5 separate regions of the Mus musculus genome follow, and all the other regions are linked to region 3. The links are chromatin loops, found by intact Hi-C in ENCODE. Cell type or tissue: heart. All regions are shown on one strand. Region 1 holds the start of Slc16a1 (solute carrier family 16 (monocarboxylic acid transporters), member 1). Region 2 has its middle 6.6 kb from the start of Gm34548. Region 3 has its middle 13 kb from the start of Gm34490. Region 4 holds the start of Gm34548 (a long non-coding RNA gene). Region 5 has its middle 4.1 kb from the start of Gm26091.

Region 1 (5,000 bases), 97 kb after region 3:
CACTGAATGTCTTATCCTAACAACCCTAAACCACTACTGTTTTAAGTTCCAACCACCCTAAAGACCTGAAGAGCTTTTCCCTTCTATGTATTTATCAGATGTAAAAGACAAAATATTGCTCATAAGCAGCACTTGGTGGATTTCAAACTGGATCCTACTAAGAGTTCCTAGTATGAACTCTTCATACTGAAAGGAGGCAGAGGGGAGCTGAAGGCACACAGGGCCTCTTTGGTTTTTTGTTTTGTTTTTCGAGACAGGGTTTCTCTGTATAGCCCTGGCTGTCCTGGAACTCACTTTGCAGACCAGGCTGGCCTCGAACTCAGAAATCTGCCTGCCTCTGCCTCCTGAGTGCTGGGGCACACAGGGCCTCTTTTCAATCTCTGGTTCTTCATCCACAAAACTAAGTAGAGGGCCTATTTCGGAGGATTAGGAAAACCAGTGTAGGTAGGGAGAGGTCGAAGAGCAAATGGCGGGGAGGGCAGGATCTTGGTATGCAGTAAGAGCCTTGGAAGCCAGAAGGCCTGACTTTAAAAAATATTCTCACTGGGTGTGATGGAGCACATGCCTTTAATAGCAGCACTGAAGCAAAACCAGGCGGATCTCTTGAGTTTGAGGCCAGTCTAATCAACGTTACAAGTTTCAGGCCAGCCAAGAGAATACATAATAAGGCCATGTCTCAAAACACAAAATTAAACAAATAATCTTAGCGGTAGGGAGACAGAGGCGGGTTGATTTTTTTTTTTTTTTCATGTTTGCTCTCTTAGTTCGAAGCCAGCCTGATCTACATGATGAGTTCCAGGCCAGGTGGAGCTATACACACACACGAGGCTATCTCAAAAAAAAAAAAAAAAAAAAAAAAAAAAAACAAGAAATCAAAAACAACCAACCAAATACCCATCTCGTAATAATAAAAATATCAAGGGTCCTGGCCATCAAGAGTACTCACTAGTTTACCACTTCAAGACACTTTGGAATCTGGGCTTGGTGAAGAACCGAAAATGGCTCTTGTGACACCAGGCTCTGTGGCTTTGACTTTAAATGTTGGCGACTTCCTAGCCTGGTGACTTCTGCCAGTTAACCTCGTGAAGCCCGGGGTTCCTTAGTTACAAGATCTTCTTGGCACCTAATACGGTTGTGAAGATCATACAAGATAATTCTGGTACAGTGCTTACTTAGCATGCAACTGTCCTAATCCCACTAGCCATAATCCCGACCCGTCCCCCAAATCCAGTGTTCATAAACTTCTGGCCTAAGAGCATGCTCATATCAGCGTTTCCAACGTACACACTCTCTGCCCCGGGGCCAGTTTCTCCTGACCGGCTTGTCCTTAAACTAAGCGTTCATCAAATGCCACAGGTCAGGCTCTGTGACGAGATACTTGCGTAAAATCGCACATTAAACTTCCTAACGCCTCCATAGTGGCTGATGTAGCGCAAGGAAACAGGCCCGGAGGGTTCCAGCAACTTCCCAGGGTCCCCGAGCCCGGGTTCCAGGCCCACATCGGAGTCTACCAGTGTCCGTCCATTCAAAATGCTGTTCAGTCCCCGGACTCCGACGGTCCATCGCCTTCGCCCTCTGCACCTCAGGGTCCGCCCTCAGGGCAGTTTTTTTTTCCCCTTTTCTCCTCCAGAGCCTGAGGGGTGAGGCCCACGATGGCGTCCCCGGCACGCGCCAAAAGAAGCTACCCCCTCAGAGCGCTGATAAGGATGTGCGGGGTCTCCGGGCCGCGGCGCCGGGTCACGTGGCGGGAAGGGGGGCGCCGGCGCGCGCGCCCGAGCGAGCGAGCGGGCACGCGCAGCCCGCAGCGTGTGGAGGCGCGAGATGCCGAGCTGGGAGTATGTATGGCAGGGAGGGGGCGGCGGCCGGGAAGGCCGACTCCACCCCCTGTGCGCATGCTCCGGCCCCCGCGGGTTATAAGGCAGCCGCGCCTGCCCCGCCAGACAAAGTGGCGAGCTGCGACGTGACTGGTCGGTCGTGTAGGTGCAGCAGCCAAGGAGCCCGGCGGCGGGCAGGGGACACGAGCGGGACCCCCCCGGCTCCGAGGAACTGCGGCCCGCGCCGCCGCGTCACGCATACTCCGGGCGCCGCGAGACACACATAACGGTTAGTCCGGGCTGAGCGGGCAGCGCGCGGCACGGAATCCGCGGTGCCCTTGGTGCCCCGGTGGGGTCGCGGAGCCCCGCGGGCACGCGGGGACTTTCCTCCCTGGGGCAAGGGTCGGGGCGAGCGACGCGGCATCCTGGGCGCGCGGAGCCGCGTGGCCCGGAACGTGGCGTGGGTGAAGGGGACCTTGAGGCGCTGGGCACAGCGTCTCTCCCGGCCGAGCTGCGGGCCCGTGGTCAGGTGGCGGCCGCCGGGCTGCGGGAGTCGGGTCATGGTGCCCGGTGACCTTGGGGGAGACGCTTCCAGCGCTGCCTACTCTAGGCGCCTGGAGAGATGCTTAGGTCGGGAAGAGGGACGACCTGAGGCCGCTTCACGTGGTGCACTCCTGCCGCCTTCTGCTGGGGCGGGAGTTACTTAGGACTCGTGGCATACCCGCCCAGCCTCCCCGGTCTGCCAATCGGTGTCCCACCAGGTGACTTGCTAGAGTGGTGTGAGGAATGTGAGGAGCTGCATTGCGGACCGCCGGTACAAGACTACGGGGTTCGAGTGAACTTTGAGGAAGGGGCTCTTTATGGTCCAACCTGTGGCTTCGGCGCGTCTGCCGCGGGCACGGGGTCCCAAGGCATCCCTGTGGAGCAGATTTAAACGTCCTTATATTTGGTCAGAGCACACTTTCTGGGCCAAGTACATCCCTTTGCCGAGTACATTTTAGCTTTTCTTTATGATGGCGTTTTTGGTGCAACCAGCAGTTACGAAAACTAGCGTCTGATCACTCAACCAGGAAACGCACGTGTTACTACTTCAGTCTTTTCCCGTTTTCCAGTGGCTCATTATAAACTGGCGGGCTACTGCTAGTAGTTACACAGTGACAAACTACTTTTGTTTTTTTTTACCCATAACTAATTTTGAAATCTTAAGGCGTCATTCCGCTTAGGCTCGGGGTGTGTTGCTCAGTGGCATGAGTACCTACCTGCCTGGCCTACCATGCCTGAGGCTCCAAAGTTTGATCGTCGGCATTGAAAAAAAATTACTTTGGTTTTAAATGAGTATATGCTGATGTGTGAGATTAGTAATTGTACGAGAGTTTGGGAAAGGGTGGATGGGAATTAAATCAAGCAGGGTGGGTTTTTGTTCTCGTGTTTTGCTTGTTTTTCTCAGCTGAATAAGAGACTCTTGAATTTATTTATTCATCATTCATTTATTTTAATTAAGTGGTAAATGGTGCTTCTAAGTCCAAGTCTTCGGGGATGTGTATGTGTGTGTGTGTGTGTGTGTGTGTGAGAGAGAGAGAGAGAGAGAGAGAGAGAGAGAGAGAGAGGAAAAAAGGAGAAGGAAGTGGTCAGTCCATCGCCTTAACCTTTCGGAAATTAAATCCAAGGTGTACAGGCAGGAGGTATAGGCTTTACATAGTGAGACCCTTCTCAAAAAAAAAAAAAAAAAAGTAAAAATGACTAAATTTTACAACTTTGCTTTCCAAGTATCATAAGAAATGACCAATAATTCAAGACTTTAGATGGGGGGGGGGGGTCGACACAGAGCTTCTCTGTGTATCCCTGGCTGTCCTGGAACTCTGTTGACCAGGTTGGCCTTGAGCGCAGAAGAGATCTGCTTCTGCTTCCCCAGTGCTGGAATTAAAAGCGTCTGCTACCATGCCCAGTCCTAGAATAAATGTTTAATTAAGTGTATTTCAGTCATTTCATTGTGGGTTTAAGTAGATGCTGTTGGTTTATCAGATTGTGACCTTGTTAAATATGAAAGTTCTTAGTTTGAGGAGCATTTTGAGAGTTTTAAAGCTTTAGCTGTACGATTTACATAATCCTAAACAGATTAAGGGGGGCAGGGTGGGGGATAAGGTGGTGTAAACTTGGATACCTATAAACTCTGACAAAAAATAGTGTTAGATTAGTATTTTCCCAACTTCTTGAAACTTTCATTCCCACTGTGCCTCAGGAACTTCCTATTATGCATTTCATGCAAGGTCTGGGTCCCCGTATAATGCCTACTTGACTTTTTTTATTTCCCATACTAGGGAATATGGACTAGGAATATGGAACTTGAACACAAAACTGAAAATTGTGGATAGAGAAGTTAAGATTCAGCAGAAAAGAAGATTCTAGTATTTACCCTTGGTTTGTAGTCTAGCTGGAAAGCAGAGGTAGTTGAGTACTCTTAGCAAACAGTTTAGGGGAAAGTAAGGTTACCATGGGAACAAACACTGTTTTGTATAGGTGTGAGAAAATGCTCAATTTAAGGAAACACTAGATATGCCTGCATCTCTGAGGAAATACTACTTAATCTGCAGTTTGATAAAGGGGTGGGAGCTAGTTTGGCATAGGTGGTGATAGGTTGAAAGGGCATTTTTGAAGCTGAAAGAATTTCATCAAAAACTAAAACATAGAAAGGTCAAAAATAATAAGAGGGACTAGAAATGTCAGCCAGTGGAGTGCCTTCAGTCATTGTAAGGCCACAGGAAGAGACTGAACAGTTAAAAGAACTTAGTGTGGCTGGGCAGATTTGCATTTTAGTATCATTCTGGGGATAGCTGGTTAGAGGGGTTTTAGAGTGGGACCATATGTGAATGAATACCTAGGGGAATCCTTGAGAAAAGGAAGGAAGCAGGTTTTGGGTAGGGGACTAGTTAGGTGTTGGAGATAAGAAACGGGTGAAGTTAAGAATGTGGTTCAAGTTGCTAGCTGGAGCAAATATAAATTTTTTTATCTTCATTTTAACCAATGGGAATCCTGAGGTACTGTGACTACACCAGAACTGCCCAATGTATAAAACTCATAGATTAAATTCAAAGCCATTTCTGCCCTCTTGTCTGTTTTCATTGGTGAAACTGAAATTATTTTGTTTCCTCTTTACCTTCTCTACTTTAAGTATGGAAAATGCTAATT
Region 2 (5,000 bases), 130 kb after region 3:
TTTGATGTAGTTTGTGCACCAGACTGGAAGAAGGCAGGACTGCATGCAAGATTTCATTTCAAATTGGGCCATCTGGTCTGGAAATAATGGCAGTCTAGAGGAGGATGGGGGTGGAGAGGAAGGCAGAGGGAACCTAAGGAGGTTTAGAGGAGGCTGAGCAGCAGGGGTGAGAGGTGGGGGCTGGGAGGAACCCAAGGCGCCTGCCAGTTTCTGCAGCAGGTGCCACCCGATAGGGTGGGGCCCCCATCTACTCCTGGCACTTGATCCTAGGGAGGTGCCCACTCGCATCTCCCCGTCTCGGACTGGGCTCGCAGAAAGCCTCTTCTCTCTCCTCCACTCTATGACCTGCATGCAATTCAATTCCACCAACCATGAGGAAGTGCCCATTCCGTGCCAGGAGCCCTTAGAGACTTCTCTCCAGATTCACCAAGTGGAGTTCTGCTGAGCACACTGAAGCAGAGTCGGGAGATGGGGTTAGCAGGGGAGAGGAAAACTGTGAACCTTTGGCCAATAGTCAGGCCCTCTTTTTAAAAAGACCCTAGTTTTTCACAGCCATGTTGGGAATACTGACGGTCACCCCAAAGCCCACTATTAACAGGAAGCACGCAGCCTCTTCCTGATCAGAAAGCCTGCTGTCCTATGGCCCTCCTGTTAGACCCACAAGGGGAACATCCCACGTGACCCTTCACTTCCTCAACCCAGCTTCAAGCCATTAAATCCACTCCTACAAACCCAGGCATTCTCCCTAGAGGCCTCCAATTAACACAGAGATAAGAAGACCCTTCCACTGCCAGGATACTATAGTAACTTCTTTTTTAACTTTTAATCTTTATTGCTAGAATTGAACCCAAAGCCTTGAGCATCTACCACGAAGCTGTACTTCCAGCTAAGTTACAGTAAACTGTTTTGTTTATTTATCTTTTGCAGTGCTGGGAATGGAACCTGGGACTTCACACATGCTAGGCAAGTGTTCTATAATGGAGGTGTATTTCTGGGCCTTTACATCTTTTAAATTGTTTGCTTGTTTGTTTGAGAGGGTTTCTCTGTGTATCCCTGGCTACCCTGGAACTCAATTTGTTGATCAGACTGACCTCAAACTCACAGAGATTTACCTGCCTCTACCTCTCAAGTCCTGGAATCGAAGGCATGCACCACCACCACCAGGCTTTTATTTTTTGAGAAGCTCTAAGGATGGCTCAGTGATTCTTACAGAGGACCCAAGTTCAGTTCCCAGTACCCATGTCCAGCTCACAAGCACCTGTCACTTCTGTTCCAGGAGATCTTGTGTCCTCTTTTGACCCCTTCTTAGATATACACATAAATTAAAATTAAGATCCTTTATTAGCCGGACAGTGGTGGCACACGCCTTTAATCCCAGCACTTGGGAGGCAGAGGCACGAGGATTTCTGAGTTTGAGGCCAGCCTGGTCTACAGAGTGAGTTCCAGGACAGCCAGAACTACACAGAGAAACCCTGTCTTGAAAAAACAAAAACAAAAACAACAACAAAAAAAATCCTTTTTGTTTTTAAAGATTTATTTATTTTATGTATGTGAGTACACTGTTGCTGTCTTCAGACACACCAGAAGAGGGCTTCGGATCCCATTACAGATGGTTGTGAGCCACCATGTGATTGCTGGGAATTGAATTCAGGACCTCTGGAAGAGCAGTCTTACCCACTGAGCCATCTCTCCAGCCTAATCCTTTGGTTTTTATGTAGATAATGTGTTGCTAAGTTACTCAGGTTGAACTGAACTCTGCCATCCAGGCAGCCTTTGTACTTCCTCTAGTCTCCAACTTCCTAGCCTCCCACTAGGCCAGTGTTTTATTTCTTTTAAAATTGATTACATTTACTTAAGTGTGTGTTTGTGTAAGTGTGTGTGTGCTCTTGTGGAGGTCAGAGAACACTCTATGTTAGTTTTCTTCTACCTTACACATCTGGGTTGGCTTGGCACCAAGTGAGTTTGCCTGCTGAATCCTTCCGCTGGTATTTGTTTGTCTTTTGAGAGGGTTTTGTTTATTTGATCCAACTGTGTAGCCCAGGCTTCTCTTAGATTAGACATTCCCTCCTGCCTCAGTCTTGGGAGTGTTGAGAGTATAGGCATGTGACACCACACCTGGCTTACACTTATTCTCAAAGTTTTCTTTTCTGTCCGCTCTCTTCTTCAGAGTCTCAGTATGTTGCCTGGATGGCCTTCAAACCTCTGGGCTCTTGTTTCTACCTCCTGAGTGGCAGGGACTTGGGGTGTGCACCACCACACCCAGATTAATATTGACCTCTTATCACACTTGTGCAGGCAAATTATAGGTCTGCTGTCTGGAGCCCAGGCCAACTTGTTAGGAAGGAGAAAGGCTCAGACACCCCTAGGGTTGAAAGACAATAAAATTTTTGTTTTGTTTTGTTTTGTTTTTTATTTGTTTACAGTCTCCCCTTAGCCCAGGCAAACCTGGAACTAACTCTGTAGTTAGGCTGGTCTCAAACCCACATTGGTTCTACCTTACCCTCTCAAGTGCTGGGATTACTGGTGTGAGCCATCATCACCATGCCCTGACGGGCATGCCTTTACCTACCTTACTCCTAAATTTGCAAACACCTCAGGGTAGTTTTGCAGCTGGTGAAACTGGAGTTGTGTTGGGTTAAGTCACTCTTGCTTATCAATGTCACGTGACCATTTGTGCATAAGCTAAGAAAAATCTTTTTTCCAGTAGTGAGGCCTGAACCCTGTCGCCAGGGCCTCTTAAGCAAATGCTGTCACTGAGCTGTGTACCCTTAGCTCCCTGACCTGAAATCTCCACCCCTTCACGCCTGACATTCATGACTGCTTCCCGGTGACCTTGTGTCCTGGATCCCTGCTTCTTATAGTCCTTCTTTCCCCTAGAGGCAGGCTCAGAAAGCTGTTTTCCTCTTACTCTTGTCTCGGGTCATTTGGCTGAGGAATTGCAGCTGCCTGGGCGGGGCTGGATGGTAGAGGTGTCTGGATCCGCAGAGAGGAAGCGACTGGAGTTCTCAAGAGTCCTGGGTTCACACTGACCCTTCCTGGTGTTCCCTGGCCCATTGCAGTCCTCCTGGGCATTGCCTAGGCTCCCCGTGTTTCTGCTTGCTTACACCCAGTCCTCAGGATGTCCTCTTCCCTTGCTAGAGCCTCAGCCTACGAGCCCGAAGCTCACATCCTGGGGGTTAATTTCTACCAACTCTAATGCCTTCAAATCCCAGGCTGAGCCTTCAGGCCAGGGTACAGCCTGCAGAGCTGACTCATGTGAAGTAGCTATTGGGTGACAAAGGTGAGAGTGGGCAGAAGCCTCCAGCTGCCCCTCCCATCCCTCCCCCCCCCCCCCAATCTGGGCTCCAAGCCACTGTCCCACGCAGCTTTCAGGGGGAAATGTCCTGATCTAAACTAAGACCAGTGCTATTTCCTGGGTCACAAGATCTCCACTGTGCCCCCTGGACAAATCTCGGTGACACCGGGTGCTTGAGCTGCATGGCTGGACAGGCTCCAGGCTTTGATGCAGCTTCTGCTTGAGGCGTTTACCCCAGCAGCTTGGCCAAGCTAAAGCAACCATTCATCCTGACTGTTTCCAAATGGGGGACTTCCTCTGATGGGAAGATCGTCTGATTCTAATGGGGTCTACATCTTGCCTTAAGTGCTGCTCCTAGAAGACACTAGCGCCAGCCCCCTGGGAGTAGAAACTGTCTACTCCCTCCCACCTACACCTCTGGAGAAATCCACGCACCCACCCTCACACCCCAGTACTGCGGTCATTCCTAACACAACACACCCCAGTGACCGCAAACATCCTCCCTCCTACACACAGCTGGACCTGATCTACAGAGGCGTTAATTCCTCAGGACCTGAACAGCGGCTGTTCCAAGTCCAGGGAGACCTCACGCCGACCTTCAAGGAACAAGAGAGGGGCCCGTCGCTGGACACCCAGGATGGTCTCCGCCCACCCTCTTTCCCATCAAAGCCTTTTCTCCGACATAGCTCCGTAGAGACAGTTCAGGCCCTTACGTGGCAGTGTGCGGCGCCCTCGTGTGGCCCATAGCCACCCAGCACGCTGGCCCCCTGGACCTTAGCTTTACCTCGGCTCCCCTGGCACACCTAGGTGTCCCCTCCCCCATCCGCTCCCCCCAGCTGTCCCCACCGGATGTCAGAACTCCACCTATTCCTGTACGGTGGCTTCCTGTCGGTCAGACCAGGTTAACCTGCTCTTTCCATTAATAGGAGGCTTTGAGAGTCTGGAGCAGGAATCCTGCCACGCTTAGCAGATGCCCTGCTGAAGTGAATTTCCTCATGTGTCTGTCTCCCTGCCCACTCTGAAAGGGCTTCGTCTAGGAAGTGAAAGAAAGGAAAACAAAAACAAAATTACAAAACCAGAGTAAGTTCGCAAGAAAACCAGAGTCACCCATCATCAACTGGGCTTTGACAATTTATCCACCGGAGGGAATGCGAGCTGACTTTCAAGCGTTAAGATTTATGGGAGGCTATTGGTACTGGGCACATAGCTAAGGCAAAGATAAGTCAATCATGCTTAGTGGAGCCAAAACCAGGTTGTTTACCAACCTTCACTGATGATAGTGACGATGATGATGATGGCAAAAAGAGAAATAGCTGTAATTCCAAGTAAGCCAGTTTAGCTGTTATGAATAGGAAATCCCCTTTGGGCTAACCTGTACAAGCCCAGTTAACCTATCTTTGTGAGGTTTTTTTGTTTTTTGTTTGTTGGTTTGTTTGTTTTGTCTTTTTGTTTTTTGAGAAAGGGTTTCTCTGTATAGCCCTGGCTGTCCTGGAACTCACTTTGTATACCAGGCTGGCCTTGAACTCAGAAATCCGCCTGCCTCTGCCTCCCGAGTGCTGGGATTAAAGGCATGCGCCACCACGCCCGGCTTCTATGTGAGTTTTTGTTGTTTTTTTGTTTTTGTTTTTGTTTTTGAGATGGTCTCACGATGCAGCAGCCCTGGCCAGCTTGGAACTAACAGAGATCTACCTACCTTTACCTCCAG
Region 3 (5,000 bases):
CTTCCTTCCTTCCTTCCCTCCTTCCTTTCCTCCTTTCTTCCTTCCCTCCTTCTTTCCTTCCTTCCTTCCTCCCTCCCTTCCTTCCTTCCTTCCTTCCTTCCTTCCTTCCACTCATTCATTCATTTATTTGGGGGGGGGGGGGTGAAACAGAGTTTCTCTGTGTACCCCTGGCTGTCCTGAAACTTATATAGATCTGGCTAACCTTGAACCCTTACATCTACCTACCCCTGCCTCCCAAGTGCTGGGATGAAAGGTGTGTGCCTGCTTTCTTATAAAACCCAGGATCACCAGCCCAGGAATGAAACCACTCAAAATGGGCCAGGTCCTCCCCCGTCAATCACCAATTGAGAAAATGCCCTACAACAAATCTTTTTTTTTTTTTTTTTTTTTTTTTTTTTGGTTCTTTCGAGACAGGGTTTCTCTGTGTAGCCTTGGCTGTCCTGGAACTCACACTGTAGACAAGGCTGGCCTCGAACTCAGAAATCTGCCTGCCTCTGCCTCACAAGTGCTGGGATTAAAGGTGTGCGCCACCATGCCTGGCCCTACAACCAATCTTATGGAGGCAATTTCTCAGTGAGGTTCCCTCCTCTCAGATGACTGTTGTGTCAAGTTGACATAAAGCCAGCCAGCACACTCATCGATGATGATGATGGTGATGGTGATGATGGTGATGATGATCCCTCCCTCTGAGTCTTATTCTGCAACCCTAACTGGAACTTGCTACTATGTAGACCAAGGTGGTCTCAAATTTAGGTCTCAAATCCTCTGCCTCCCAAGCACAGAGATTGCCACAATGTCCAGCATGCTTTGATTTTTACATAGATTACTGGCATATATTTGGGGTCATAAATATAAAACTATACAAGTCCAAACATCTAAACATGCAAAAATGTACCTAGTATGCTGCTGCATGCATTTAACCTCTGCACTTAGGAGGCAGAAGCAGGCAAATCTCTATGAGTTCCTGGCCACTCTGGTCTACATAGAGTATTCCAGGTCAGCCAGGACTACATAGTGAGACACTGTCTCAAAAAAGACAACTAAACACAAACAAACAAACAGACAAACAAACAAAAAATAGTGATGCAGAGATGTGGTCTGAGTTTTATCTAAAATGTTTGGGTTGAAAGGCTTGGCTTCAACCACACATACTCATCCGATTTACAGGCGGTTAGGGGCAGAGTTCAAGTGTTTCATGACATCAGAACGTTCTGTAGGATTTGGCTGGAACTCTTGCCTCCTCCCTACCTGAACCTTCACCCCCACCCCCGTCCACCTCCCACATTTCTGGCCCACTTTCACCCCAAACCTTTTGCAACCGTTTAAATAATTTCCCACACCTGACCAGGAAAGGGGCTCCTGGGCAGGAGCTGAATCTGCTACGGAAACCTGGACTTGGGTACTGAGAGCTGAGGCACTCTGGAGATCCGTACAGTCAGAGACTGGAGGAAATGGGTCATTGCTCATGGCTGGCAGGAGCTACTGCTAGCCTGAGCTTTTATGCTGGGAAGAAATCCTTGCTCTTTCAACCAATGACCTACATGAACCTTCATTCCCAACAGCAATAAAGTGGGGCAATAAAGTTGGAAAGAAAAGCTGACTCCACAGCTGTGGGGCAAGAGTTCCCTGGCAGGAAAAGAAAGGCTGAAAGACCTGGTGCTTTCCCGGGACGAAAAAAAAAAAAAAAAAAAAACAAAGAGAGGCTGAGAAAGGAAGATTGGGGGCAGGAGGGGGACGCTGAGTCTTGACTAAAGCCTATAAATGACTGCACACCAAAAATTTTTATCACTTTTCTTCTTCTGTCTCCCTATTTTATTAAACATCCTGACTGTCCAAGGTGAGGTAAGGGTGAGCTAAAGGGGAAAGCGGTTGCAGAACCAAATCAAGTGTGGAGCTTGGAATCATGGGAATAGTGGGGCTCTTGGCAGAACTCTGCTGTTTGCTGGCTGTGCCCTGGAAACACCCACTGCATTGGCTAAATCTTCCCAGCAAACGCTACTTTACCATGATTTTGTTACATCCTGAATTGGTGACCTAGTGACCTTTTTGGTCTTGTCCTCTCCTCTCCCTCTACTGCTCTTCCTCTTTTCCTTGGCGTCCTAGAGTGTCATTTACCGGTGGGCAGCAGAGGGCGATCTGGCCCCGAAGAATGACCGAGTCGAACCCCTGGGCTTGCTAATGACTTGCAGTTCCATCAACATAAAGTGACAAAGGGACATTGTCACGAAGCCTTTGCCTTTCCATTCCAGAAGGCGCTACTGTCTTGGCTGACCCCTTTCCCCTCCCTCCCACTTCCCTTGCTGCGTCCCCCTCAGTCCACAGCAGCGGAAAATGAACGGGGTCCACAGTGGAGAAAAAAACAAACCCCAGGGCCTGCTGAGGGAAAACCGTAGGAAAGTGACCGGCATTAACAGCTGCAAGAGTTTCTCTCTCTCTCTCCATCCCCCACCCCATCTCCCAAACCTCAGCATACCTAATTATCCCCTGCAGGACTTGTTAAAACACAGCTTCCTGGGCCTCACCCTGGAATTCTGTTTTAACAGCCTGGACGGGGCCAGGCGTTTGCATTCTTGCCTTTTCCAAGGTATTCCGAGGGAGCACAAGGTGGGGTTTGGAGCGGCGTTTATGAATTCCAATGCAGAGATAGGAGTAGACTGCAGTTTGGGTCAGGGGCAACATTCTGGTGAGATGACACCCCCCCCCCCCCCCAGATCCTTCTGACTCCAAGCTAGAAGACTTCATAGATCAGCCAACTCCCTCCCTGGAAAGGAGCTGAGAATGTGTCAACAAAAGCATTGTTTGGAGGGGGGCTGAGTCCAGATAATAGGCTGCTTCTCCACTGACTGCTTCTTTCATCCGCTGGCTGGAGAATCAGAGTCGGCCTCTCCTTCACCCCTGAGCAGAGATGGCTTCTCCTCCATATTAAAATAAAGAATTATTCCTGAGCCCAGCTGTCCTTGTTTAGCACTCTCCAGATCCAGGACCTCCAGGGTGGCAGAGTCCTGTGTGGAATGAGCCCTTGTCCTCAAGACACCAAAAGTCCTTTCAGTCACTTAAAGAGAATTCCTTCTGTTTACTGCTGAGAGATAAAAGACAGAAAAGTATTATGGCCTACATATTAACCCCCATGTGATACTGTTAAGAGGGAGTACCTCCCAAAAAGGGTAAGCCAGGCCAGCACCAATGCCTCCAGCCCAGAACTAGAATGCCAGGCCAGCAAGGAGTCCTCAGCTAGACATATTCTCAAAGTGGTGGTGGTGTGTCTCTCTCTCTGTGTGTGTGTGTGTGTGTGTGTGTGTGTGTGTGTGTGAAGGAGAGAAGGACAAAGAGAGTGAGCCTTTTTTTTGGTTGTTTGGTTGGTTGTTTGTTTGGTTGGTTGGTTAGCTGTTTTTTTTTTTTTTGGTGCTGGGGATCAAATCCAAGACCTCATGAACCTAAGCAAACCTTCTACCACCCGACCAAGGGGGGGGGGGGCTATTGGGAGGCAGTTGGGTCACCAGGGAAGAACCCTTGTAAATGAGGTTTAAGGGTTGATATTTGTCCCTTGCAGACAGTGAGAGGGCACATTAAAATCATTTTCTCATGAGGCTGAAGAGATGGCTCAGTAGTTAAGAGCACTGGCTGTTCTTAACCAAAGGAGCCCGATTCAATTCCCAGTACCCACGTGGCAGCTCACAACTGTCTGTAACTCCAGTTCCAGGAAATCTGACATCCTCACACAGACATACACACAGGCAGAATACCAGTGTACATAAAATGAAAATAAGTTGCCGGGCATGGTGGCGCACGCCTTTAATCCCAGCACTCAGGAGGCAGAGGCAGGCAGATTTCTGAGTTCGAGGCCAGCCTGGTCTACAGAGTGAGTTCCAGGACAGCCAGAGCTATACAGAGAAACCCTGTCTCGAAAAACAAACAAACAAAAATGAAAATAAGATATATATATAAAGAAAAACATTGTCTAAACAGAGTAAGAGGACACATACTCGTAATATCATTTGGAAGTGGAAGGAGGAGGATTAAGAATTCAGAGATTGACCCCTGAGCTCTTGACTCTAGCTGCATATGTATCAAAAGATGGCCTAGTCGGCCATCACTGGAAAGAGAGGCCCATTGGACACGCAGACTTTGTGTGCCCCGGTACAGGGGAACGCCAGGGCCAAAGGGGGGGAGTGGGTGGGTAGGGGAGTGGGGGTGGGTGGGTAAGGGGGACTTTTGGTATAGCATTGGAAATGTAAATGAGCTAAATACCTAATAAAAAATGGAAAAAAAAAAAAAAAAAAAAAAAAAAGAATTCAGAGATTGGGGGCTGGAGAGATGGCTCAGCAGTTGAGAGCACTGACTGCTTTCCAGAAGTCCTGTGGTCAATTCCCAGCAACCACATGGTGGCTCACAGTCATCTGTAATGGGATCCGATGCCCTCTTCTGGTGTGTCTGAAGACAGCGACAGCGTACTCATATACATGAAATAAATATATCTTAAAAAAAAAACAAAAAAAAAAACTCCCTGCTTTGACTCTGGGTGGCTCCTGGTGGCTGACCCAGAACAAAACCTCAAGCCTGAGAGATTAGTGTCTCTGTGGTCTATAGCCTTTCATAGACAGCAGAGGGCATGCAGGACTCTGCTAAGCTGGACAACTCAGAGCCACATACAGGTACAACCAGTGGATGCAGTACAGATATTCAGGATCACTGGACACTGGGAAGATGTAAAGCAAACCACAGTGATATACACCTTCCCCAGAAAGAACTGCCATTCTCACATGGGGGCTGGTGAGACTGTGGGCAGGAGAGAACATTCGACACTGCAGGTAAGAGTGTCAACTGTCACAACCGTTAGGGAAAACAACCTGGTGTTCCTCGAAAAGACAAAACTAGAGCTATCACGTGATCCATCAGTACTGGATATACATCCACAGGGAGTGAAATTACAGGAGAACACACTTTACCATAGCCAAGAAATGGATGCCATCTAAGATAAACAGATGAGGAAATGTGATACC
Region 4 (5,000 bases), 140 kb after region 3:
TTTCTTCAACGTGTGTGTTTTTCCCCCCATGATGCATCTGATGTCATTTATTTACTTACTTTTTGTTTGTCTAGGAGGCAAACTACATAGACTAAGCAGACTATGTAGCCTGACCTAGATCTCACTATATAGGCCCAGTTGGCTTCAAACTCAAGAGATCCCCCTGCCTCTGCCTTCTGAGTGCCAGAATTAAAGTTGTGTGTGGCCATGGCAATGCATCTATCTGATTTCAATTACATGTACAGTCAGTCATGTATAGGCATGGCTTGGTCTTGCGCGCACCCTGACTCACCAGTAAGAACAATGCTGCAACAGGATCCTTCTGCACACATTTATTGGGAGAGCTTGATTGCAGAGGCGAAGAGACCCCAAGCCCAGAACTGGTGCTGCTTATATAGGCCTAGGAGAGGCGTGTCTCACACCTGGATTGGTTGTGCTTGGGTTATGCTTACCACCTCATTTGCATGCCTACATCTGATTGGTTAACTTCTTTCTCGTCTGATTGGTTAACTTGTCTCTCATCTGATTGGTTAACTTGTCTCTCATCTGATTGGTTAACTTGTCTCTCTTCTGATTGGTTAACTTGTCTCTCATCTGATTGGTTAACTTGTCTCTCTTCTGATTGGTTAACTTGTCTCTCATCTGATTGGTTAATTTTAGTTAAACCTCATCTTGGCAAAAAAACTTTACTGCCTATGTATGTGTGGTGGCCAGCGGTAGCCAGTGCCACCCTGCAACGGCACATGTGGCTTCCCACAGCTTGGTAACAGGAGATTTTTCTCTAAAAGTTCTCTCAGTGTGCCTTAGTGTGCAAGCACTCCAAACCAGTTCGGGCTGGTTCAGGTCCATGCTTCAAGTTACTGGCTGTGCTGCTGCAGGATGCGTTTGACATAAAGAAAGCAACCAAGAGGTTGCTAAGGGATGTCTGGAGGGGTTGTGAGTGCAGTGTGATGCAGGTTGCTAGGTGCAGTGTTATGCAGGTTGCTAGGTGCAGTGTTAGGAGGGTGGTGGGCAGATAGCCCAAGTCAAGTGGAGTCCCAGATTGCTAAACAATCCCTATGCTTGTCTGCCTCAAAACTGTGGTCTGCTTATCAGCACTTTGGTTATAGTTCTGCATAGTGACTTGAAGGTGTCCTTATTGCTTCAGGGGAGCAAACTGGTTCCTAGAAGATAATTATTATCCCTGTTGATTCCTAGAAGATAAGTATTATCCCCGTTGCAGAGGGCAGCCTCACCATTGTGGACAATTCCTCTTATCTGAGGGATGGTCTGTCCTGTGAGGCTCTGCTGGTCCTGGAATCCAGGTGACTCCAGTTTAAGATAATGACTAGAGACCTGGAAGAAGGTGTCAGGAAGGCTGGCAGTAAGCTGCTTTAGTTACTCTTACCTTTGTTACTTTGGTCTTGAAGAATGAGATGGCCAGGCTTTTAGGTAGACTCTCCTGGAGTGACTCCCATGCCCATCCATGTGCAGAGGTAAGCAGATGACTAAAGGGGGGGGCAGTCAAAATGAATAAGCAGTGATGCCAGGCAGCAGGGATGCAGGCAGGCAGCAGGGATGCCAGGCTTTCATGTCACTGTCAGTTAACCTGAGGGTCCAAGTGAGCCCACGTGCCTCCTATGGGAACTTTGGCCTATCTTGTCAGGTCCAAACTCAAGTAAGAAAGTGTGTGTGTGTGTGTGTGTGTGTGTGTGTGTGTGCGCGTGCGTGCGCGCGTGCGTGCGTGCGGGGTTTTTGTTTTGTTTTGAGACAGGGTTTCTCTGTATCATCCTGGCTGTCCTGGAACTCACTTTGTAGACCAGGCTGGCCTCGAACTCAGAAATCTGCCTGCCTCTGCCTCCCAAGTGCTGGGATTAAAGGTGTGTGCCACCATTACCTGGCATAAACTCAAACGTGTGTTTTGGGTTTTTTTTTAAAAAAATGTTTTTAAAGATTTTTAAAAATTAATTTTATGTATGTGAGTACACGATAGCTATCTTCAGACACACCAGAAAAAGGTATCAGATCTCTTTAAAAGATGGTTGTGAGTCACCATGTGGTTTCTGGGAATTGAACTCAGGACCGCTGGAAGAGCGGTCAGTGCTCTTAACCTCTGAGCCATCTCTCCAGCACTCAATATTTTTATTCACTTTGTTTCACTGTTTTGAGACAGGTTCTCTTTATATAGGTAGCCCTGGCTGTCCTGAAACTCCACATGTAGACCAGAATGGACTTAAACTTACAAAGATCAGACTACCTTTGTCTCCTGAGTGCTGGGATTATAGGTGTGTACCATCATCATACCCGGCTCAAACTCAAATATCTTTATAGTCAATTGCTTTAGAGTTCAGACAAGTCAACTTGTAATCACTTAGAGACTTGTTGCTTCGCATATTGCATATATTATGGTGTTTTGTTTTTCTCGTTACTGTGACAAAGCACTGGAGTAAGGCAATCTAAGGAAGGAGAGGTCTGTTCTGGCTCACAGTAAGGATACAGTGTACCTGGTGGGGGCAGGATTTGCATCCACAGTAGGAGAGATTAGTGCTGGTGCTCAGCTGGAATCCCCCCCACACACACACACACCTCATTTCCCCCTTCCCTGCCCCCATCTCCATCCCCACCCCATCCTGAGATAGTGCTATTCACATTTAGGCCAGCTCTTCCCTGCTTTTTTAGCCCTGTCTGAAAATGTCTGTGTAGACACGCATAGAGGTGTATCCTTATGATTCTACACCCAGCCCAGCAGACATGGAAGATCAGCCATCACATCTGGCCATCTGAAGACCTCTGTCGCCTAGGCATTCCTCTGCTTCTGAACAGGGTCTCTGGGCTGCAGTCTTCCTCAGGGTGTAGTCCATTGAGAAGCTTGTCTATCTAGTGTGCGCTGTGTGCTACTGCCACCTGCTGTTCATGTCCTAAATTTACATCACAAAGTTGGCTTTGGGTCTCATTTCTCCCAGGGGTTTCTGCAATATCTCAGAAAGGGCAGTGGCTTCCCTCAGAGTGAAGGACCCAGGAGAGAGTGTGGCTACACTAGGGGATGCTGTGCTGCCTTACAGGCTACTCACATATGCAGCGCTGCTTCCAGCTTCTATTTGTTAGAAGTGAATCACGTAATTGACCCGTACTCAAGGAACTGATTTAGGTTTTATAGCCTCAAGGAAGAATATCAAATAATTTCTGGATGTACGCGTTGCCAGGATTTGAGCCCAAGACCGTTCATAGGCTAAGGGATCTCATCACCACTGAGCCCCATCCTACCCCAACATCTTCTTTTAAATTTTTTGTTGTCTATTTTTGTTTTGTTTTGTTTTCTTGAGACAGGGTCTTACTATGTAGCCCTAGTTTACCTGGAACTGGCTAAGTAGCCCAAGCTGTCCTTGAATTTACAGAGATCTGCCTGCCTCTGCATCTCCAATGCAGAGGTTAAGGATACGCATCACACCTTTTGATCCTCCTTTAATATTGATTACACATAACTTATTTATTTTGTATGTGCAAACATGTGGGAGAGGGGGCAATTTGTGAGAGCCTGCTTTTTTCTTCGGCCATGGAGGGCCCAGAAATTGGCCCCCAACACATTTTCTCAAATCACGGTAGGACCTCTACAAACCTCTCCTCTCACCTCACCTCTACTCTCCTGAGCACGGTAGATAAGGAGACTTAGCTTGGCCATACTCTCCTGTGTAGAGCACGTGAGGCCTGAGGATAGAATCTCCTGACCAGCTCAGACGGGAAACAGGCGCTGTGGGCTTGGTCTTCTCTTTCCCACCACTGTCTGTCTCCTGCTGTTTGGGTAGGTATGTCAGAGACTTTATTTTTTTAAGGATTTTTGTGCATTGGTGTTTTGTATGCATATATGTCTGTGTGAGGGTGTCAAATGCCCGGAACTAGAATTACAGACAGTTGTGAGCTGCCATGCAGGTACTGGGAATTGAACCCTGGTCCTCTGGAAGATCAGCTAGTGTTCTTAACCACTGAGCCTTTCTTTAGCCCTTCCCTGCCACATCCACTCCAGTAGTGACTCGAGTGACAGGCCTAAAAGCTTGGGCGCTGTCCCAAGATGAAAAGTTCATGGAAACTTAGTCTCCTGGAACCGTGGCATCTCATAGCACGAATGCTCCAAACTTGTCCTTGCGTTAGTCAGTGAATGGATCTGTGTGCTTTCTTTCAGTATTGTTTTATTATAGGTGTCTCCAAGCAATGACTTGCCAAATATCTAAACAAAGTTGAACTTTGCTTCCTGGCCTTCACCAATGCCCTAGGTAGTCCTTGAGCCGACCCTGGTCTTGGAATTTAGTAAGAATGTTACCTATTATTCAGTAACATTCAGAATTGCCTCTAGTATTGTAAGAGAGATAGTGAAAGAAATCAGGCATTAGTATCTACTACATAGAGTTAGAAATCTCGGGAGCTGGAGAGATGGCTCAGTGGTTAAGAGCACTGACTGCTCTTCCAGAGGTCCTGAGTTCAAATCCCAGCAACCACATGGTGGCTCACAACCATCTGTATTGGGATCTGATGTCCTCTTCTGGTACGTTTGAAAACAGCTAGAGTGTACTCATATAAATATAATGAATAAATAAATAAATAAATAAATAAGAAATCTCAGGGCAAGCTTAGCAAAGTAAGTTTAGAATTCTTATTATAGTTATGTATGGCAGACTCCATTACTTAGTAGAAGAAAGTCCCCCACATAATCACTTAGAATAACAGTCAAATCACTCCCATATATAGGAATTTACAATGGTTTAGGAAGTAGATTGGGCTGTGGTAAGGAGGAGCTAGAGTATTGCACTATTCATGAGAAGGTTAGCTAGAGCAGAACTCCCTAATTAGAACCAAGACTTAGTCGTGAAAGCCCTTTCCCCGGGAGTGTAAAGACCTCACACCTGGCTCCTAAGAATATAGCTGACCTTAGATAGAGCTGACTTTGTCTCAGTTGTTTTATTGCCTAGTTCCTGCCAGTCTTTATGTTTGCATTCCTCTGTTTTGTGTAAGAGTCATTAAGCATCCGG
Region 5 (5,000 bases), 55 kb after region 3:
GCCAAACATACCTGGTAAAGCCATTTCTCACTTCCGTTCCCCAGCTGATGAGTTCTGAATTCGGCAGTTGAATCCTTCTCAACAGTCTGCTTTACGGGAACCTTTATCACCGTCGTTCCCCAGCTGATGAGTTCTGAATTCGGCAGTTGAATCCTTCTCAACAGTCTGTGTTACGGGAACCTTATAACCTTGATTCGCAGTTCTGGTTCTGGAATGAAGTATCCCTCCTGCGCCAGTCCGGAGTTTTTTCTCGTCCCGGATTTTCTCGTCCCGGAATTCGGCACCAATTGTTATTAGACGCGTTCTCACGACCGGCCAGGAAGAACACCACAGACCAGAATCTTCTGCGGCAAAGCTTTATTCTTACATCTTCAGGAAAAGAGAGCAAGAAGCAAGAGAGAGAGAAAAGCAAGAGAGCGAGAAAAGCAAGAGAGAGAGAAAAGCAAGAGAGCGAAAAAGCAAGAGAGAGAGAAAACGAAAACCCCGTCCCTCTTAAGGAGCATTCTCCTTCGCCTCGGACGTGTCACTCCTTGATTGGCTGCAGCCCATCGGCCGAGTTGACGTCACGGGGAAGGCAGAGCACAAGTAGTCATAAGATACCCTTGGCACATGCGCAGATTATTTGTTTACCACTTAGAACACAGGATGTCAGCGCCATCTTGTAACGGCGAATGTGGGGGCGGCTCCCAACAAAACCCCACTATATATCACAGATTTCATAGGTAACCCCCAACAAAAACAAATTTCTAAATCGGACTAATATAGAGCCTTCCAAATCTATTCCTTTAAAGGCAACAAAACTTTCCTGTGTATTTATTGAACTGTCAGACAGTTTAACTTGCTAGTCAAACACACAAGCTTTGGTCTGATTAACTCTCAGTTCTGTTTCTATTTCTTGCCAAGAGTTCAGCTTTGGGCAGATTTATTAGCACAGTGAACAAAGAGAAACAGCTAACTGTAGTGGTCCCCCCTACCAGGGAGGCTGAGGCAGGAGGATCACTTGAGCTCAGGACTTTGAGGTGAGTTTAGGTTTGTCTCTAAAATTAAATTGAATTTAAAAATTAAATGGAGCCCAGATTCGGTAGTGCTGGTCTTTAATCCCAACACTCTGGGGGCAGAGGCAGGAGGATCTCTGTGGGTTCAAGGCCAGCCTGGTCTACAGAGGGAGTTCCAGGACAGGCAGAGCTGTTTAGAGAAAGACTCTGTCTCCAAATGAAAAGAAAACTAGTACATGCTGAGCATGTAGTATGTTAGTATGTAGTGTGTTGTAGTATGTTAGCATAAGCATGCAGTATGTCACTTTGTCATACCCAGTTCAAAGATGAGAAGGGAGAGGCAGAGAAAGAGTGAGGAATTTGCTTAAAAGGAAAATAGAAAAAAGGTGGTGCACAAAGTCCCATCCCAGACCAGGATCCCAAACATATATCCTTCTGGTCCTTGAACACTGAGGGAACCCTCACTGTACCGGGGGTCTCTAGAAGTCAGACAAGGAGTCATCCTGGCCCCCAAGAAGTCTTGTGTGGCATGACTTCACCACAGTGAGGTTTTTATTCTCAGCCACATATGTTTAGAAATTCAGTCTGTCTGCCTTACTAGGTATGGCAGCGTACACCTGTAATCCCAGCACTTGGGAAATTGAGGCAGGAGGATTGCTATACATTTAAGACCAGCCTGGAATTACAGAACAGGCTCTGTTTAAAAACAAAACAAAACAAAAAAGCCAGAACAAAATCCAATCTGCTAACACATAGGCAGTGAATTTGTTTCCTAAAGCTGATTCAAAATCCCAGAGGCTGGTGTTTAAAATCACAACAGCAGTTTATTCTTAAAATTATTCTTGGATACAGAAAGAAGCACAAAGGCTGGGGACTGATACACTCATGTCACACGTTCAGCACTCAGGAAGCCTAGTGGCCAAAGTCATTGCTTGCAGAGCCGGCATCAGAAGCCAGGGAGCCCCTTTCCTTTGTCTCTAGGAAGTCTGTTTTAAGTTATGGATACTGCAAATCATGACAGAGTCAGGCTCATTGGTGCCAAGGCATCAACTGACCTGCCTTAAGAACTGAGCAGGTGAGGGTAATCTCTTTCTTGCCAGCCCTTGAACCCTCAGTTTTCACTCTGAGACCCTTTCTGTTCCAAAGCCTCCAGGGTCCAGCCCTGGTCCTGAATACTGTGTGTGAATTGAGGTCAATTATTACCCCATACCACACAGCACCTTGCAGCCCACGGGGCCGTGCTTTTCCTTTACTAAGTGAAACGTTGGATACTATACTGACTCTCAGCTTTCTGATCTTGAAAGGGCAAGTTAGTTCCAAGTTCTTGAGGCTTCAAATCCTGACTGAAGCCTAAGAGCCAGGGCTGGCTGGTGGACATTAGCTACTCTTTCATTTCTGAAGGTTTTGCCGGGTGGGCTCTCAAGCTTCAGAAACAGACTGTCGCCGTCAGATTTCTGCCTGTCTCCTGAAAACCAAAGGATAACAAATACTGTTTCTGTAGCTACCGAAGAGACAGACCGCTTGGAGGAAGATCTACATGGCTCTGCAGACTCCCTGGCTGTGCCAACTCTGGGGGAGTCGCTGCACACAGCAAGAGTCGGCTCTAGTTCTTGGCTCTTGGCCACAGTTCCCACAGCTACAGCAACATTGGCAGCTCCTGCTTTCGTGCAGAGCTTCTAGCATGCTGGGAGTCTCCTGCTGACAACCTCTGAAAGACAAGGCTCCAAGTCCTACTAGCTAAGGCAGCCAGAACTTAAAGGCGAATGGCTGCGGCCAGATCCCTGGAATCAGGTCATGTCAGAATCTACTGCAAGAAAGGATGAACCCCGCCTGTGTATGTTATATAACACTTTGCACAGAGGGGATAGTATAGAGAAACTATAGACCTAAGTCTATAAAAAAAGCAGGCTGAGCAAGCCATGAGCAACCTCTCACCTCTCCTGAGCTCTCAGAGTTCAGGGAAGAAAATGTAGGTTCTGAGGAGCAGATTTGCTTTTAATTTATTTTTTTAATTCTTTATAATTCATCTGTTATATTCAGAATGAATTCACAAATTTTGGTCAATTTCATATCTTATTAACCAGTGTTCTAGAAATATTTTTACTTATGTAATTAATCTTACTTATTTACTTAATTTTGAGACAGGGCCTTACTATGTAGTCCTGGATTCCCTGAAACTTGTGTAGACTAGGCTGGCCTTGTCTTAGGGTTTTTACTGCTATGACGAAACACTATCGCTAAAAGCAACATGTCATAGTCCAACACTGAAGGCTGAAGTCGGGTCAGGAAGTCAGGGCAGGAACCTAGAGGCAGGAACCTAGAGGCAAGAGCTGAAGCAGAAGCCATGGAAGGGTGCTGCTTACTGGCTTGCTCCTTCATGGCTTGCTCAGCCTGCTTTCTTATAGACTTAAGACTACCAGCCTAAGGATGGCAACATTCACATGGAGCTAGGCCCTCCCACATCAATCATCAATCAAGAACATTTCCCATAGTTCAATCTGCAGAGTCATTTTCTCAAGTAAGATCCCTTCTTCCTGGAAAAACCTAGCTTGTGTCAAGTTGACATAAAAGTAGCCAGCACAGTCCTAAAACACAGAATTTACTAGCCCCTGCTAGGATTAAAGACATGTACCACTACACCTGGTTTTTCTTTCTTTTCTTAAATTTGGGGGGTGGGGGCTGGGGAAGGGTGGCCCATGGGCACACATGCTCACGCTTGTGGATATGTGCACATGAATGCAGGTCCCTTCAGAAGGCAGCAGAGGGTGTTTGAGCTACAGGCAGTTGCCAGCTGCCTGTCAGGGGTGCTGGGAACTAAACTCACTGTGTAGTCTTGGATGGCCCAGAACTCACTTTGTAGACCAGACTGGCCTCGAACTCAAAGAAATCTGTCTGCCGCTGCCTTTGCCTCCCAAATTCTGAGACTACAGACTTGTAACATCACACTGGACCATTGCCCTCTTTTACCTCTCTCCCATTCCTTCCTGCCTCCTTTCAAGTTGTTGGAGTGTGCTGCAGGAGGGAGAGAGTCTCAGTTTAGGTAGAGCTGTTCACATGAGCATAGGTGGGGGGTTATGTACCAGACACTGGGCAATTTACCAGTGATTACACCACTGAATAAAATAACTTCCTTCTCTAGCAACCATTAACTGCCAATAGTCCCTCAGGGAGGGATAGGGCCTGTGAGCTCTGGGGCAGGTTTTTTCCCCTACACTTCTGGGCTCCCACACAGGCAAATACAGTGAGGATCCAGGCCTTGCTGTGGTTGTTTTGTTTTGCTCTTTTTTTGAGGCATGGCCTCACTATACAGCCCGGGGAGGGGGGGGGGGCTCCAGCCCAGTCCTGCTTCAGAGTTGCTGAGCTTATAATAGCCCTTTGACACCACTTCCCAGGCAAGACCCTGCCTTCTGAGACTCATTCTTCCAAGACTCCTAGGTAGATTCTGAGCTCCAGGCCACAGAACACTGGAAATATTTGGTGATCCACGACCTCTTCTGGGAGAGATCTCTTGATTTTGCTGGGAGAAGCATTCAGACTGTCTGCCCTGCTCATTGAAGACCAAGCAGGGTTCTAGACTGCCAAGTTCATTTATTCAACATAGGAAAATTTATTACCATTTCCTGCCTCAGTCCAACATTCACACCTGAAACGCGTGGCGTTCCTAGCAGTGCTTAAGGGTTAACTAAATGGGAAGGCTTGGCCCCTCGGTGATCCTTCTGGGTCTGGGTGTTTTTGAACATTCCCTACGCTCTACTCCCTTTCGTCCTAATGGGCCCTACCCATTGAGGTGGATTCCAGACCTCTCCTATATCTTTGCCTTGGCTCAGGCCTCTGACCCCTCCACAGCATCGACTCAAAGCAGAGAGATGGCCAAAATAGGCAGTCAGAGAAGAGCACAGGCGTTCATTCCTATTGCGTCTGCTCAACCTCTCAGCCGCCCTGTCAGGGAGCCTCTCAGAATCACAGGCTGGGCCAGAGAGTCTTGCCCTCCTCATTCACAGTGTG

The links. Peaks named below come from ENCODE experiments on the same cell type or tissue, not always from the same donor. Only the 100,000 strongest peaks of a DNase experiment are listed, where the experiment ranks them.
Region 1: a loop joins it to region 3, with 3 times the contacts of the local background. A loop is called at or near these places in 14 of 42 quality-filtered maps.
Region 2: a loop joins it to region 3, with 6 times the contacts of the local background. A loop is called at or near these places in 28 of 42 quality-filtered maps.
Region 4: it touches region 3 in a loop (6-fold over the local background); 28 of 42 quality-filtered maps call a loop at or near these places.
Region 5: a loop joins it to region 3, with 2.4 times the contacts of the local background. A loop is called at or near these places in 4 of 42 quality-filtered maps.

Annotation. Positions count from the first base shown.
Region 1 is chr3:104,636,726-104,641,725 of GRCm38, forward strand. Slc16a1 (solute carrier family 16 (monocarboxylic acid transporters), member 1) reads left to right here and starts at 1,939. Exons shown (of 5, transcript NM_009196.4): 1 at 1,939-2,103. In heart, no CTCF peak of the experiment used is centred here; DNase peaks (open chromatin) are centred at 1,926 and 2,496; H3K4me3 peaks cover 4,219 bases; H3K27ac peaks cover 3,278 bases.
Region 2 is chr3:104,671,563-104,676,562 of GRCm38, forward strand. No RefSeq gene overlaps it. Among named protein-coding and RNA genes, the nearest start is that of Gm34548, 6.6 kb to the right of the region's middle. In heart, a CTCF peak has its summit at 2,876; DNase peaks (open chromatin) are centred at 3,029, 3,459 and 4,089; H3K4me3 peaks cover 1,604 bases; H3K27ac peaks cover 2,196 bases.
Region 3 is chr3:104,539,410-104,544,409 of GRCm38, forward strand. No RefSeq gene overlaps it. Among named protein-coding and RNA genes, the nearest start is that of Gm34490, 13 kb to the right of the region's middle. RefSeq lists an enhancer at 1,125-3,262. In heart, CTCF peaks have their summits at 2,111 (motif pointing right) and 4,580 (motif pointing right); a DNase peak (open chromatin) is centred at 2,122; H3K4me3 peaks cover 955 bases; H3K27ac peaks cover 1,544 bases.
Region 4 is chr3:104,680,305-104,685,304 of GRCm38, forward strand. It overlaps Gm34548 (a long non-coding RNA gene), which reads right to left and starts at 324. Exons shown (of 4, transcript XR_867542.1): 1 at 293-324. In heart, a CTCF peak has its summit at 2,896 (motif pointing left); no DNase peak of the experiment used is centred here.
Region 5 is chr3:104,594,706-104,599,705 of GRCm38, forward strand. No RefSeq gene overlaps it. Among named protein-coding and RNA genes, the nearest start is that of Gm26091, 4.1 kb to the right of the region's middle. RefSeq lists an enhancer at 2,230-5,000. In heart, a CTCF peak has its summit at 1,940; DNase peaks (open chromatin) are centred at 2,626 and 4,966; H3K27ac peaks cover 2,921 bases.